Regions from separate parts of the Homo sapiens genome. Here regions 1, 2 and 3 are each linked to region 4. Evidence: chromatin contacts called from ENCODE Hi-C or POLR2A ChIA-PET data. All regions are on one chromosome and are shown on one strand. The core of a region is the stretch at or near the end of the contact, and the rest is flanking DNA. Distances in the headings are between cores, read along the strand shown.

What was found. A loop is a pair of places that touch in the nucleus more often than their neighbours do. ChIA-PET counts read pairs that join two places held with the same protein, here RNA polymerase II (POLR2A). Pooled maps may share reads with other maps.
Region 1: a loop to region 4 is called in a map with no recorded cell type, with 2.8 times the contacts of the local background. The contact joins the promoter of TXNRD1-AS1 here to the enhancer-like site in region 4. A Hi-C loop is called at or near these places in 8 of 37 single-sample maps with no recorded cell type and 4 of 50 pooled maps. POLR2A ChIA-PET finds 5 or more read pairs at or near these places in 1 of 52 experiments (WTC11).
Region 2: a loop to region 4 is called in a pooled map, with 4 times the contacts of the local background. The contact joins the promoter of TMEM263 here to the enhancer-like site in region 4. A Hi-C loop is called at or near these places in 1 of 168 maps with a recorded cell type or tissue (GM11168), 1 of 37 single-sample maps with no recorded cell type and 2 of 50 pooled maps. POLR2A ChIA-PET finds 5 or more read pairs at or near these places in 1 of 52 experiments (OCI-LY7).
Region 3: a pooled map shows a loop between it and region 4 (3-fold over the local background). The contact joins the promoter of HCFC2 here to the enhancer-like site in region 4. A Hi-C loop is called at or near these places in 1 of 37 single-sample maps with no recorded cell type and 3 of 50 pooled maps. POLR2A ChIA-PET finds 5 or more read pairs at or near these places in 1 of 52 experiments (activated CD4-positive, alpha-beta T cell).

What each region holds. Positions count from the first base shown.
Region 1 is chr12:104,278,666-104,282,271 of GRCh38, forward strand. TXNRD1-AS1 (TXNRD1 antisense RNA 1) reads right to left here and starts at 2,178. Exons shown (of 2, transcript XR_007063431.1): 1 at 1,619-2,178. The region is part of intron 3 of TXNRD1 (thioredoxin reductase 1); the gene reads left to right. RefSeq lists a silencer at 3,406-3,606.
Region 2 is chr12:106,954,644-106,957,859 of GRCh38, forward strand. It overlaps TMEM263 (transmembrane protein 263), which reads left to right and starts at 1,264. Exons shown (of 4, transcript NM_152261.4): 1 at 1,264-1,422; 2 at 2,439-2,506. TMEM263-DT (TMEM263 divergent transcript) reads right to left here and starts at 852. Exons shown (of 1, transcript NR_185933.1): 1 at 1-852. RefSeq lists a silencer at 892-1,651 and enhancers at 928-1,222, 2,152-2,211.
Region 3 is chr12:104,062,796-104,066,295 of GRCh38, forward strand. It overlaps HCFC2 (host cell factor C2), which reads left to right and starts at 1,736. Exons shown (of 15, transcript NM_013320.3): 1 at 1,736-1,928; 2 at 3,372-3,500. The coding sequence starts at 1,766. It also overlaps a transcript of GLT8D2 not described here. RefSeq lists silencers at 1,263-1,422, 1,432-1,601, 1,583-1,752, 1,973-2,112.
Region 4 is chr12:105,351,822-105,355,185 of GRCh38, forward strand. The region is part of intron 2 of C12orf75 (chromosome 12 open reading frame 75); the gene reads left to right. Among named protein-coding and RNA genes, the nearest start is that of C12orf75, 23 kb to the left of the region's middle. Within about 2 kb of position 1,335, at least 10 of the 41 ENCODE cell types and tissues checked have a DNase peak (open chromatin) inside an H3K27ac peak, as active enhancers do; they include OCI-LY7, where a contact is called at or near this core.

The sequences.
Region 1 (3,606 bases), core at 928-3,427, 1.1 Mb before region 4:
TACTTTTTTGTATTTTTAGTAGAGACAGGGTTTCACCACGTTGGCCAGGCTGGTCTTGATCTCCTGACCTCGTGATCCGCCCGCCTCGGCCTCCCAAAGTGTTGGGATTACAGGCGTGAGCCACCGCACCCAGCCTCTGATCAAATTCTTAAAGGCCAAATTACCTTTATAAAACTGAGGACCCCCTAACATTTACCTTGTAAAAGCTTTTTTTTCTCCTTTTCTCTGTGAAAAAGATGGAATATACAAATTAACTAAGTAATATCTGCATTTTTACAGATTTAATCTCTCAACAATTATTTATTGATCAATTACTATGTGTGCATACTATATTAAGTGCTGGGAACATGATGGTGAGCATAACTAATCCTGGTCCCTGCTCACATGTGGCTATGTACATCTATATTAATTAAACTTAAATAACATTAGAACTTCACATCCACACCTGTACTAGCCATCTTTTATGTACTTAATAGTCACATGTGGTGAGTGGCTATTGGGTTGGACAGTGTAGATTTAGAATATTTTCATCACCACAGAAAGTCCTCTTGGACTGTGCTATTCTAGAGTGAGGGAGGTGGACATTGATCAAATACTCATAAAAGTATGATTGCAATTGTAGTAAGTACTAGGCAGAAAGAATAGATGGTAACATGAGAACATTTCATAGGGGGATTTGACTTCTCTGTTGGTTTTCCCAAGGAAAACCTGTTCAAACTAGATTTGCTCAATGCTTGGAAGTTAGCAAAGCCCTGTGGTGGGAGGGAGGACAGTAATTACAGGGACTGAAAGCAAGCTAATGACTGAATCATGGGGATTGAGGAGAAGTTTGGGTGAGATGAAGGGGTGGAAGGACCACAAAGGGCCTTGTAGAAAGAAGATGAAGAAGCAGAGAGGCTTAGTAACTTGGCTTTGCAGTTAGTAATAGAACCTGGATTTGACTTCAAAGTCTACACTGCATAATAAGGGTATATTCAACAGACTTTGGTTCTGCAATTATCTCTTTTTGCTCCTTCTTTGGAAATTGCCAAAGTTCCCTCTACTGGATTATTCCTTTAGCATAAAAACATGCTGTAATAATTTCCTTCTTAGACAAACCAAAAAAACCAAAAAGTCTGGCCAGGCACGGTGGCTCACCCCTGTAATCCCAGCACTTTGGGAGGCCGAGGAGGGTGGATCACGAAGTCAGGAGTTGAAGACCAGCCTGGCCAACATGGTGAAACCCTCTCTCTACTGAAAATACAAAAATTAGCTGGGTGTGGTGGCATGCACCTGTAGTCCCAGCTACTCGAGAGGCTGAGGCAGGAGAATTGCTTGAACCCAGGAGGCAGAGGTTGCAATGAGCTGAGATCGTGCCTCTGCACTCCAGCCTGGGTGACAGAGTGAGACTCTGTCTCAAAAAAAAAAAAAAAAAAAAATTCCTCTATCCTACATCCCTCTTTAGCTCCTTTCCTATTGTTGTTTTGTTTTGTTTTGTTTTTATAGCAAAACCCCTTTAAGAGTTGCCTATACTTACTCCCTCCATTTCCTTATTTTCTGTTTCTTGCTGAACTTCTTCTAATTAGGATTTCTTACCTACCACCATTTTCATAAGTGACCTCCATGACTCAGCCCTTACCTTATAGGATTTCTTGGCAGTGCTTGAAATAGTTGATCTTCCTTTTTGGAGCACTTCTTCATTGGCTTCTGAGACACCACACAGTCTTGGTTTTCCTCCTACCTCCTGCCAGCTCCTTCTTAGGCTCCATTGCTGGGTTCTTTTCCCCTTTTGCAGTTTGAGCGTGCCAGGGCTCTGTCCTGGGCCATCTTTATTTCTCTAAATACATTAACTCCTGGGTAATTTCATCTAGTCCCATGGAGTGACAGTTAATTTTATGTGTCAACTTGGCTAGCATACGGTGCCCAGTTGTTTGGCAGATAAAAGCATAGATGTTGCTGTGAAGGTATTTTTTAGATGTGACTTACAATGAAATCAGTAGGCTTTGAGTAAAGCTAGTGACCCTCCATAATGTGGATGGGCTTCATCCAATTAGTTGAAGACCTTAGAGAAAAGATGGAGGTTTCCCAAAGAGGAAGCAATTCTGCACCCAGACCACCGTTAGTCTCAAGATTGCCACATCAATGCCTGCTTGAATTTCCAGCCTATCAGCCAGCCTTGGAGTTTTCAGACTTATCAGCCCTCACAACTGTGTGAGTCAATTCTTTAAAAAAAAGAAAAGAAAAAAATCTCTCTATATATACATGTATCCTATTGGTTCTGTTTCTCTGAAGAGCTGTGACTAATACACATGGTATTAAATATCTTTTATGTTTGACACCAAATGTTTATTTCTAGCCTTGACTTCTCCCTTGAACTCCATACTTACATATCCAACTGCTTAGTCAACCTCTCCATTTGGATAATAATAGATCTGTTAACCCATACTATGGATTTGTCCCAAACTATTGTTTTCCCCCACCTCCCATCTTTCTTCCTCCTCTCTGGGTGTTCCTGCTTTTCATTGAAGAGTGCTATTATTTACCCCATTGCTAAAGCCAGAAATCTAGCGTTATCATTGATTCTCTTTCTCTTACATCTCTTATTCCATCCATCTGTACAACTGTACAACATATATCTGTGCAATTAGCTTTACCTTCAAATGTATTTTTTAACCTCACTAATCAGCCTTTATCATCTCTAGCTTGGACCAGGACAGTAACTTCCTAGCAGGTCTGTATATCTCCATATCTCCACTTTTTTTTTTTTTTTTTTTCTTTTTGAGATGGAGTCTCACTGTGTCGCCCGGGCTGGAGTGCAGTGGTGGGATCTCGGCTCACTGCAAACTCCGCCTCCCGGGTTCACGCCATTCTCCTGCCTCAGCCTCCCCAGTAGCTGGGACTACAGGCGCCTGCTACCACGCCCGGTTAATTTTTTGTATTTTTAGTAGAGATGGGGTTTCACTGTGTTAGCCAGGCTCATCTCAATCTCCTGACCTCGTGATCCGCCCGCCTCAGCCTCCTGAAGTGCTGGGATTACAGACATGAGCCACCGAGCCCGGCCATATCTCCACTTTTAAGTCCCTGCCCTCCTTAGCCTATTTTCCACACAACTGAGCAATTATTTTATCATACAACAATCATTTCCTTCTCTTCTCTTCACACTCTGGCATCTTACCACATTTAAAATGAAATCCAAAATCCTGACTATGGCCTGATGATGGATGTGACCCCTGGCTATTCCTCTGACCTCACTTCCTACCACTTTTTTTCTCACTCATTAGGCTTTAGACATACTGGTTACTTTGTGGATTCTTGGATAAGTCAAGCAGACTCCTAGCTTAGGGCTTTAGTATGTTGAAGCCAGAATAAAAATGTGAGACAAGTCTCTAAATTAAAATTTTTTATTTGGAAAGAAAGAATAGCAATTTGGGGCATATATGCAGACAGGGTGGTCTTCAGTATGTCTGAAGAACAAAGAGAAGGTTAGAGGTTTTAGAAACAGGAGAGCTGTTACATATTGCTCTTCAAGAAAGTTCTTTGGGACTAGTTAGGGTTTGGGGAGCTAGCAAGCTCTGGTGAGTGATGGCAGTGGGCAAAATTAGTCCTAGAGTTTCAGCAAGTTCTCTT
Region 2 (3,216 bases), core at 14-2,513, 1.6 Mb after region 4:
TTTTGCTTCGCTAATCAGATTGCGAAAGGAAACATCTCACGTTTGCATAGGACTTCACAGTTCATAAAGACCTTTCCCACCCACCACAAAAAAAGTATGACAAGTTTCCCGTCATCTTCATTTTATAGGTGTGGAAAGGGAGTCAAAGAAAAGTTAATCGATACCATTTATCTAGTTAAGCAGGCTTTGAGCAGTTCATCTCCTCCCGTCCTCAAAACGACCTTCTGAGGTGTCTCCTGCAACCCTGCTCTGAAGCTCAGAGCGAGACGGCCTCACATCCCAGGGGGCTCAGCTCTGGCGGGGCCGCCACGCGCCTCCCCGTGCCTTTGGACGGGTGAGGAGAGCTGCTGCCCCGGCGGGGACCACGTGGAGGGGCCTGGTCAGCAAGTGGCAAGGACGCGGCGCAAAGCCAGGCTTTCTAATGTACAATCCGCGGCTCTTTCGATACTGAACACCCACCTCTTCAACAAATTCGAGCGCCTGGCAGGCCCTGCACCAAGCCTAGGGTGATGGCGACCCAGGCGGGTTTTTACTCTCAAGGAGCTCAATTCTAGGGCAGGGAGAAGTAAAATTAAAAAAAAAAAAATCATAACAAACTGAAAAACACATAAATAAGCCACGTCTCTCCTCACCCCTAGCACTTAATCACAAAGGCCTGTAGAGAGTCCCGACGAGAACTTCTGAGCAGGCCCCGCTGTCAGTCCCTGAGGACAGCATGCAAGGGAGGTTGACGTCCCTGGACGAAGAAAGTGCTGGAGAAACTGGCGACCGTCCCACCTTCCCTAAGGCGAAGGCTCTGAATTCCGAAGACCGTTACTCGGCGCGGAACGCGGGCACCGCCGACGTCAAAACACCGGGCCTGGGGGCCGCGGCCTACGCGTCTCCCGGGCTTCGCGCCCCTCGCCCGATTTGATTGGATGGTGGCGGGAAGAAGGCGGGGAGACCCCCGGAGGAGGGGCGCGCAGGCCGGCCGGGGGTTCCCACGGAGGCGTCCAGGGGGCGAAGGGGCGGGAGCGGGCCTCGGAGCGTCGCGCGTGCGCAATTGGGACACAGCCGGCTGGGGACTGCTGGGAGGGCCGGACCCTGCGAGAACGGGTGGGCGTGTGCCCGGTGGGCGCGGGAGGGGCCCGGGCTGCACGAGCGCGCGTGCGCGTCGGAACTGGAGCCGCGGGAGGAGGCGGGAGCTGAGGAGGCGGCGGAGGGGGCGGGTCGCGTCGGGCGCCACGTCCGCAGCCAGAGGCCTCCGCCTCCACCACCGCCGCCACAGTCTTCCAGCTCCACATCCTGAGAGGACGCCTCTGGAGCCGCGACTGCCCGGGGTTGTGCCGGCCGCCGCTGCCGCCCAGGCCGCCTCAGCTCTCCTCTGCGCCGGCCCGCTCACTCCGCCCGGCCCCAGCCCTAGCGCTGGCCGCGACCCCGGCGGTGAGTGAGTCGGGATGCGAGGGCAGGGGCGCAGTCCCGGCTTCCTGCCCTCCTCCGTCGCCCTCTGCCGTCGGCGCCCCTGCCCCTCACCTCCCAGTGCCCGGCCTGGCTGCCCAGCGGGGCCTTGGCGAGGCCCCAGCGGGAAAGGGGGAGGGGCGGGACGAAGTTGGGGGCGGATGGAGGTTCGCTTCTGGGGCTACTCCTCCTTATACGTCGCTGACTGCCCCGCCGCGATTGGAGCTTGCGCACCCCTGGAAAGCCTCCGCCTGACTTCTTAGCATCTGGGGGTTCGGGGTTGGGGGCGGAGGAGGAAGGTGAGGGGCATCAGCAGCCTGGGAGAGGGATGCAGCGGAGGGGCTTGGGTACCGGGCTTCCTCGCCCTGCCAACTCCTGACCTGTTGCTAAACCTCCCTTTTGGGTTCAGGCACACAAGACTTTTTCCCAGTGGACACCCCCATAGCTCTTCCTGGGTAGGAAGGCTGTATCTCCACGCCTAACCTAAAGTAAAAGTGGGAATGGAGAGGGTGCTGGCCGCGCCCAGGGGTGACAGGGAGGGCTGGAGCACCCATCCGTGCCGTCACTGCCTCCCAGTCTAAATAAAAACTGCCTGCTCTGCACACGCAGCTTCAAGACCGACCCCCCAGCTCCCACTTCCAATCAGATCGCCTGTCCTAAACCCTTCTTACATAGAAATTCTGGAGCCCTTCGGGAGTGGGGGGAGTGCTGGGTGTACAACGTGGAGCGGAGGGAGGAGGTGCCAAGCTCAGTGCTAGCCACGGCGCCTCCAGGGTCATTTTCTGCCTCCTGCCACGTCACTCACTGCTAAAGAAAAAAAAAAGATTTGCTAGTGCCTAAAGGGATCAGTAGGGAGAGAAGGGGCCACCCGGAAGGGTTTAGAAACACCTAGAGAAAAGGGAAGGGTTCTTAATTTGATTTTTGCGTCCTTGTGAACACTGTGCTAATTCCAAATGAAAATATTTGCTATATGTGATTATTTGCTGTATGCTATTGTTTAGCCTTTGAAACTTCTGCTGGTGTGAGTGCCCTCAGGGGTTCCCCAGGAATATCGATACAACACCAACAGGTAAACGCGCGCGCCCGTGTGTGTGTGTGTGTGTGTGTGTGTGTGTGTGTGTGTGTGTGTGTATGTGTGTGCGCGCTCGCGCCCATGCTTAACTTTTTAAAAAGAAAGGGAGAAGTAGCCTTTGATAAACCCATATGCATCCTGTTTTGCTTTTTCCACTTTCATTTCTTTAGTCTTTGTTAGAACAGATGTACCAGAAACCAAGTTCAGTAAAAATTTGTCCATTTATAGAAAGCATCGTTAGAAATTATAACGGTTGCTACATTGGACAAATATACAGATTTCTTTGTGTGTGCATGGGTTTGATTTTTTTTTTTTTAACTACAGGAAAATCTTTACCTTTGTTTCAGTTATTCGGTATTTGCTCTTTTTCTATTTCCGGAAGATATCTCACTGGATTATATATAAACATCTTGAGAATAAGACCTTTGTATGCTTGTTCACAAGGATGCCTCAGTGCCTAATAGAATGTTTGACACATAGTAGGAATGCAAATATCTGTTGAAATAATGTGAAGATGGTTTACTGGTTCTCTGGTTTAATAGAGTATTGTAATTCTGCTTAATGTTTCATTTAAGGATAACCCTTAAAAATTGCCATTTTGACACTGTCAGTTATTACTCGTCTAAGTGGGCACTTACAAGTTTTACTGGCAGATGACCTTTTCTTCCTTGCTAGATTGAGAGCATTTCTTGTAGCCTATTTGCTGT
Region 3 (3,500 bases), core at 486-2,985, 1.3 Mb before region 4:
AAAATAACTTGTATTGTGGATATTTAAGATATACAATATGAAGTTGATATCATATAGACCAGGGGTCCCCAGTCCCCAGCAACCAGTCCTCGGCCTGTTCGGAACCCCCATGACCTTCCTGAGCTCTGCCTCCTGTCAGATCAACCGCGCATTAGATTCTCATAGGAGCTCGAACCCTACTGTGAACTGCCCATAGGAGGGATCTAAATTGTGTACTCCCTATGAGAATCTTATGCCTGATGATCTGAGGTGGAACAGTTTCATGCCAAAACCATAGCCCCCATCCCCTTGCCAAGTCCATACCACCCACTCCCCTGCCAAGTCCGTGGAAAAATTGTCTTCCATGAAACCGGTCCCTAGTGCCAAAAAGGTTGGGGACAGCTGAAACAGGCAGTCACAAGGTTACTATAGTGAAGCATATTAACATATCCATCATCTCATATAGTTACCACCAACCCTTTTTGTGTCTCTGTGGCAAGAGTGGCTAAAATCTACTCATTTGGCATGAATCCCATATGCAGTGCAGTTTTATTCCTAATGGACTTGTGTGATTATGTGTAGGACCAAATCACAGGGCAGCTAGGCCTTATTAAGTGTTGCATTGGCTGGGTGCGGTGGCTCATGCCTGTAGTTCCAGCACTTTGGGAGGCCAAGGCAGGAGGATCACTGGAGCCCAGGAGCTCGAGCTTGCAGTGAGCTCTGATCGCGCCACTGCATTCCGGCAACAGAGCCAGACCCTATCTAAAATAAATAAATAAAAATAAAGAGTTGCGTATGACTGCTACCAGAGGCAGTATGGTATAATGGTTGGATATGACTGCTATCAGAGGCAGTATGGTATATGATATAAGGGCTTGGGGGTTCTGGAATCAGAAGCCCTGTGTTGGAATCCTGGCCCCAGTCTTTTTTTTCAACACCTCTCCTTTGTGTCCATCAGAAAATTACCTTACTGCACTGTGCCTCATTTCCCCGTCCATGAAAGGGAGATAACAGGAGCCACCACACTGGATTGCTGGATGGATTACATGAGTTAATACACATGAGGCACTTAGGGCATGCCAGGCTGTGGACAGCCCTCACTTGTTAGCTAGCAATGAAACAGAAACCTAGAAAACCATCTCTCCTCTGCTTAAGCCAAACAAACCAAAAATACCTCTTGTGGCTCACGGTTCCCAAGCTTCCTGGCATGGCTCCGCACAAAGCTGCCTTCGGTTCGCCCGGCAGGCTTTGTAGCGACCTTCCCTGCCCGGGTCCCAGTCACGGTCGGGAGCAGCCGCCGTGGCCCGGGCTCGCGAGGCAGGCTCCCGCCCGCACCCTCCCGTGCGAGGTCCCCGCCCTGCGCTCCCAGCTCTTCGAACCTCTACCCGAGCTTCTCTCACGTTGCTTGTGAGACTGCCTCGCCCACACATCCTAGATGCTCAATTAAAGTGGACGTAAAGGAAGATGCTGTGGCTTCTTCCCAAAATACCGAACGGGAGGCTCTGGGTGGGGATGGGAGACGTGGTCAGTGGGAAGCGTCCTTCCACCCTAAGGTGCGTTGCTCCGGGTGGCCGCTGGCCAAGTCGCCTGGGGTGGGGGCGGGGCTCCCCTGTCAGGACCCCCCTTCCCCAGCGTCTCTCCACTGCCCGCGGGCCTCCAGCCTGGCCGCCGGCGCCCGCGGCCACGTGACCCCAGCACAGCTGGAGGCGGGTCCCCGCCCTCCCCAGGGAGCAGCCGGTTGAGGCGGGAGCGGTGCATTGTGGGCAGAGGGGCGGGGGTTGGGAAGATGGCGGCTCCCAGCCTCCTCAACTGGAGGCGAGTTTCTTCCTTCACGGGGCCGGTCCCCCGCGCCCGGCACGGACACCGAGCGGTGGCCATCCGGGAGCTGATGATCATCTTTGGAGGGGGAAATGAGGGCATCGCGGATGAGCTGCACGTCTACAACACGGGTAGGCGCGGCGGCGGCTCGTCGGCCCCGCCTGCTGGAGCTGCGGAGGGGGAGGGGAGGCGAGGCGGCGGCCGCGGCCCTGACAGCTGTCACCGCCCGGTCACTGCTTCCTTGGGCGGGCGGCGGGGAGCGCGGCTCAGCCGGGCAGCCCGGGTCCGGCAGCTCTGTCCCGGACCGCAGCTCAGGATCTCCGGGGCCCTTGGGGCGCAACGGACCCCGAGCGGGGCGCACCGGCCTTCAGGCGGGGGATCCCGGACGCCCCCACCCCAGCCCGACAGGCGGACGCAGGCGACAGAAGACCATGTCCAACCGCCTGGGCCACTCCCCGAAATCTCGCCTCTGTCAAAAAACAAAACCCACTCCAAACCAAAGTTCCTTAGGGCCTTTCCCGTCTTTGCCTGCCTTCCTTCCTTAGGAGGAAGACCATCTAGGGGGTGAGGAGGGAAAACGAGAGGCCTTCTGGCACTCTCGCCTCAAATACAACCCGGTGTTTGGCAGGTAACGGTCAAGAGCCCCTCCGTGAGCCGCGCTCTAAAGCGGCGGGGACGTGGTGAGGCGGCCTTGTGTCTGCATACTCGGTGTGGACGCCCTTCTGGACTGGCCCTCGGAAAGAGGACTGTCATAACTTGAGCACCACTGCAGATCACAAGTGCCCCTGGGCAGGGAGCCCCTATCTTTGAGGACCTCTGTGGAATAGAAAGGAAACTGGATTTAATTTTTTTTTCCCCTTGTAAATGCTCAGGCTGTCACAAGAAATCTGTTTGGTGTAAAGACAGTGATGGAATTTTGGGTCTACTTCATGACCGATAACTTTTCTTTGATCAAACAACTTAATCACAGGAATAATTTGAAGGTTAACAAAATAGTGGAGTCTGAGAAGTTTTATTTTTTTCACCCTCTCCTCCTCCCAGCGCCCCAGCATATGAAGGTAAAAAGTTACTGACACTTTGGTCTTAGTGTAAAATCCCTGGCTTTGGAACAAATTAGACCTGATTTGAATCTTGCTCTGCCGGTTGCCCAGGATCAGCGCTAAAGTTACCAAACCTTTTTAAGCCTCACAATTTTCAGTTGTAAAATAGAGATTTTTATACTCACCCAGCAGGGCGTTTTGTAAGAATTAAATGATACAGATCAGGGTTTTTCAACAGCAGCACTCTCGACCTTTTGGGCCAGGTAATTCTTTGTTGAGGTTGGGGGAAGCTGCCCTGTATTGCCCTGTACATTGTAAGATGTTTGGCAGCATCCCTGCCTCTACCTACTAGATGCCAGTAACAGCCCCCTCCAGTTGTGACAACTAAAAATGTCACCAGACATTACCAAATGTCTTCTGGGGGGCAGAATCATCCCCAGTTGAGACCCACTGATATTGATGATATATATTTGCTGATAGTATATGATAACCGTTGTTTGTTATAATCGGTTTTCATTTTATTTTGGCAACTAGCTACGAATCAGTGGTTTCTGCCAGCTGTTAGAGGAGATATCCCTCCAGGCTGTGCTGCCCATGGATTTGTCTGTGATGGTACCAGAATATTAGTATTTGGGGGAATGGTTGAATATGGAAGATACAGCA
Region 4 (3,364 bases), core at 85-2,584:
CCTTGGGTGCAAGGCCAATAATCGTGCTTGTTTTTTTTTATGCATTCAAGGGCTGATAGAGATTTTAAGGTGGAGGAATTAAATGATTATGTTTGAGTTTTAGGGCAGTAACTCCCAAAGCAGTGTGACACATGGGATGAGGGAGGGTGCAGGCACAGAGGAATAATGGAAGTGAGGCTACAAGAGGGTCAGATAGCAGAGGGAAAGGAGAAGAGGTGATACAAACAAGATGCATTAGAAAATGTAATTAATAAGATTTGTTTAATGACTGAACGGGGAAGGAAAGGAAAGGAAACTCTGAGGATAATGCTGCAGTCAAACTTGAGCCAAGGGAAGCGATGGCTGATAGTCCAAAGAGGTCATGGGGGGCTGAAGGAGGAAGAGAAGTCATTGCGTGTGTCATGATGGCCACATTGGTCACCCTGGGGACTGTAGTTTCAGTTGAGCAGGGTGAATGATAACCAAGTCAAAGTGGAAGTGAGCCAGGTGCAAGGAAGTGGAGAGAGTGATGTGGGTCTTTGGTTTTTATGCTGTTTGGCGGTAAGGAATGGAGGGATGTTGGTGGCTTTAAGAGGAGGCAAATTTTCAGAATATACTGTATTAGAAAAAGAATACCAAGGAAATTTGGAAAGTACAGGAAAGTATTTTTTAAGAGAAAAATTCAGTTATTATTCTACCACCAGAGACAATCATTATGAACATTTTACACTTTTCTTCAAGTGTTTTTTGGTTGTTTCTGCCCAGTTGTGAGTATGGTTGATTTTGTGTATTGAAGTTTGTTTTTCCTTTTGTCTTTTTTTAAAAATTATTTTTTGGCATGGAGGAGGCATGGATATTGCTGTAGGCTAAAAGACAGGAACCAGGCGAGTAAGAAAAGCTGATGGTGGTTTGGGGAGGGGGTTTCTCTCTGGTGGTGGAGAGAATAACGATGCATGTAAATCCTATGACAGGCTAGAGAACTCAAAACCTAGCTAGGTTAACCTTCAACACTTGAAAGCATGGTTGACAATGTCTAGAAACTTAATCACCATAAGAAAAAGCCTACATGTGTATCAGAAAACAAGCCTATTTTTCCCTCTCTTTCTGTCTCTTTGAAATTAAATCACAGTGCAGTAACACACTGAACAAAACAAACAAAACAGTGAATTCAAGGTAATGACATTCGGCCGCTTTCACAAACCTGCCAACATCAACCATGTTCTTATTTTAGTGTGGCAGATTCTCAGCTATTTGGCACAAATAGGCTGCGTTGGGATATTTTTGGTAGGAAATGGCAGAAGCCCAGTTTAAACTGGCCTAAACAAACAAACACAAAGGAATTTATTGGCATGTGGAGTGGAAAAGCTCCAGGGACTTGGCTGTAGTCACAGCTGGATCCAGGTGATCAAACAACAGGAAGAAATTCTCTTCTCTGCTTTCGTCTTCATTCTTAGGCAGCTTTCCTCAAGTGGTGACAAACAGGACCAGTTTATATCTTATCAGCTTCCTAATTCCTGTGGAAAAAAGCAGCTTCTTTTTCCTTGTAGTTTGATCAAAAGTCCTAGGGCTGGGCTCTCTTGGCCCGTTGGGGTCATGTTCCTATCTCGGAATCAGTCAGTGGGCCAGGAGAATGTGGGGTGCTCATTGGCCAGGCTGCAGTCATGTGCTCACCACTGGAGCCAATCAGTATCATCAGCCCCACCTTACCATATGGCCAAAGAGCAGAAGAGGGGTGATTCCCCACGGAAAAATTGGGATGCCGTTACCAAAAAAAAGGGGAGAAATTGTAAGTGGGCAAACCGAAACAATTGGAATTTAATTGAAAGCATTTTTTTTTGTAGATCAATTTTCGTGTTCTTAAAGAAGTCTTGATTTAAAGCTTAAGCAATATTTATAAGAATATTATGACTACGTTTCAAATAAGAAACAGTATTAAATAAGTTGACTCAAATATAATGTTTGCTGTTGAAAATAAAAAACCATAGCTACTCAATGTAAACAATGTAATTCAAATACTTCTTTCACTTAAAACATGTAAAGTGAATCTTACTGAGATTCTTTCCTTGGTAAAGCTATTTTATTATTATGGAAGGTAGCAAATACAGGGAAAAATATTTTGGAATGAAATGACATAAAACCCATTGGCAATTTGTTTTTGTTTTTGTGTTTGGAAAAAAGAAATGATAAATCTTTTATGTTGAGTTTCTTGGGATCCTTTATAAATTTACCATGTCTAATGCACCCATGTCAGCTGAGCCCTCTCTGCTCCTCATAGATACAGACCTTAGGGTATCTGATGGGCTCTTTTCTCATCCATGTAGTAGAAGGTAACGCTGTCTTCTGAGGGTGAAGAGGATGGGGTTGAAGTAGCATTGAAAAAGCCTGCATTTTGGAAGCAGAGGGACTTGTGTTTAAAATCCCCTTCACCATTTGCTAGCTGTGTTACATTGTGTCCTTAGTATAATTATCTGTGAAATTGGGATAATATAATAACTGTGCAGGGTGATCATCTTCATCATCATCATTCTTACAGTAGTAGCTAATCTTTACTGAGGACTGTGCACCATACACTGATTTCCAGCATTTTCTGTACGTTATCTCCTTCCATACCCATGATAATCTGATGGACAGAATAATGATGTTTCATTTTACAAGTGAGGAGGTGGGGAGCACAGAGAGCTGAAGTAGCTGCTGGAGGGACAGATTACAAATACAGTATATTTAATATCCTAGGAAAATACTTGGCATTATGCTTGTTGCCCCCGGTGAATGACAGCTAGAATTATTAGTTAGTTTAAAATGTTGTTGAAAAAATTTGGCAGGGCCTCTGACATGAATACTTGATGGCAGAAGACCCAGCATATTGAGGGCCTTGCTGTGGTTAGAAATCATATATTCCCATTGGTAGCCATGATGAGATTTTCCTTAGGTCGGACCCTGTGAAATAGGAGCAGGAAGAGAGAGAGCAGATGGACGGATTCATCCAGGGATGGAGAGGAATAGGTGGTGACCAGCAAGTGCTGCAGAAATACTTGACTGCAAGACATGTGCTAGGGAGAGAGGGAAGGGAAACACGAGGGGCTGATGGATAGGGAGGACGGGGAGGGATGGATGAACTGGAGCTGATGTTGCAATAAGAAAGCAGCCTTCTTGGGAATGATGGGACTATCGAAAGGAGGATTTTTTTTTCCTCCCTAGGGAGTGGGATTTTCTACTCTAAAATGTGGTAAAATAGTTCCAGGAACTATACTCCATGGAGCAGCCATCGGAGTATGTTAGCGGAGCAGCACAGAAGTTGTTGGGATAGAGGAAGTCAGCAAAATATGAGGTGAGAGGTTGGATGGGTGGTTTTCACGAATTTCTTTTTCTTTTTCTTTTTCTTTTT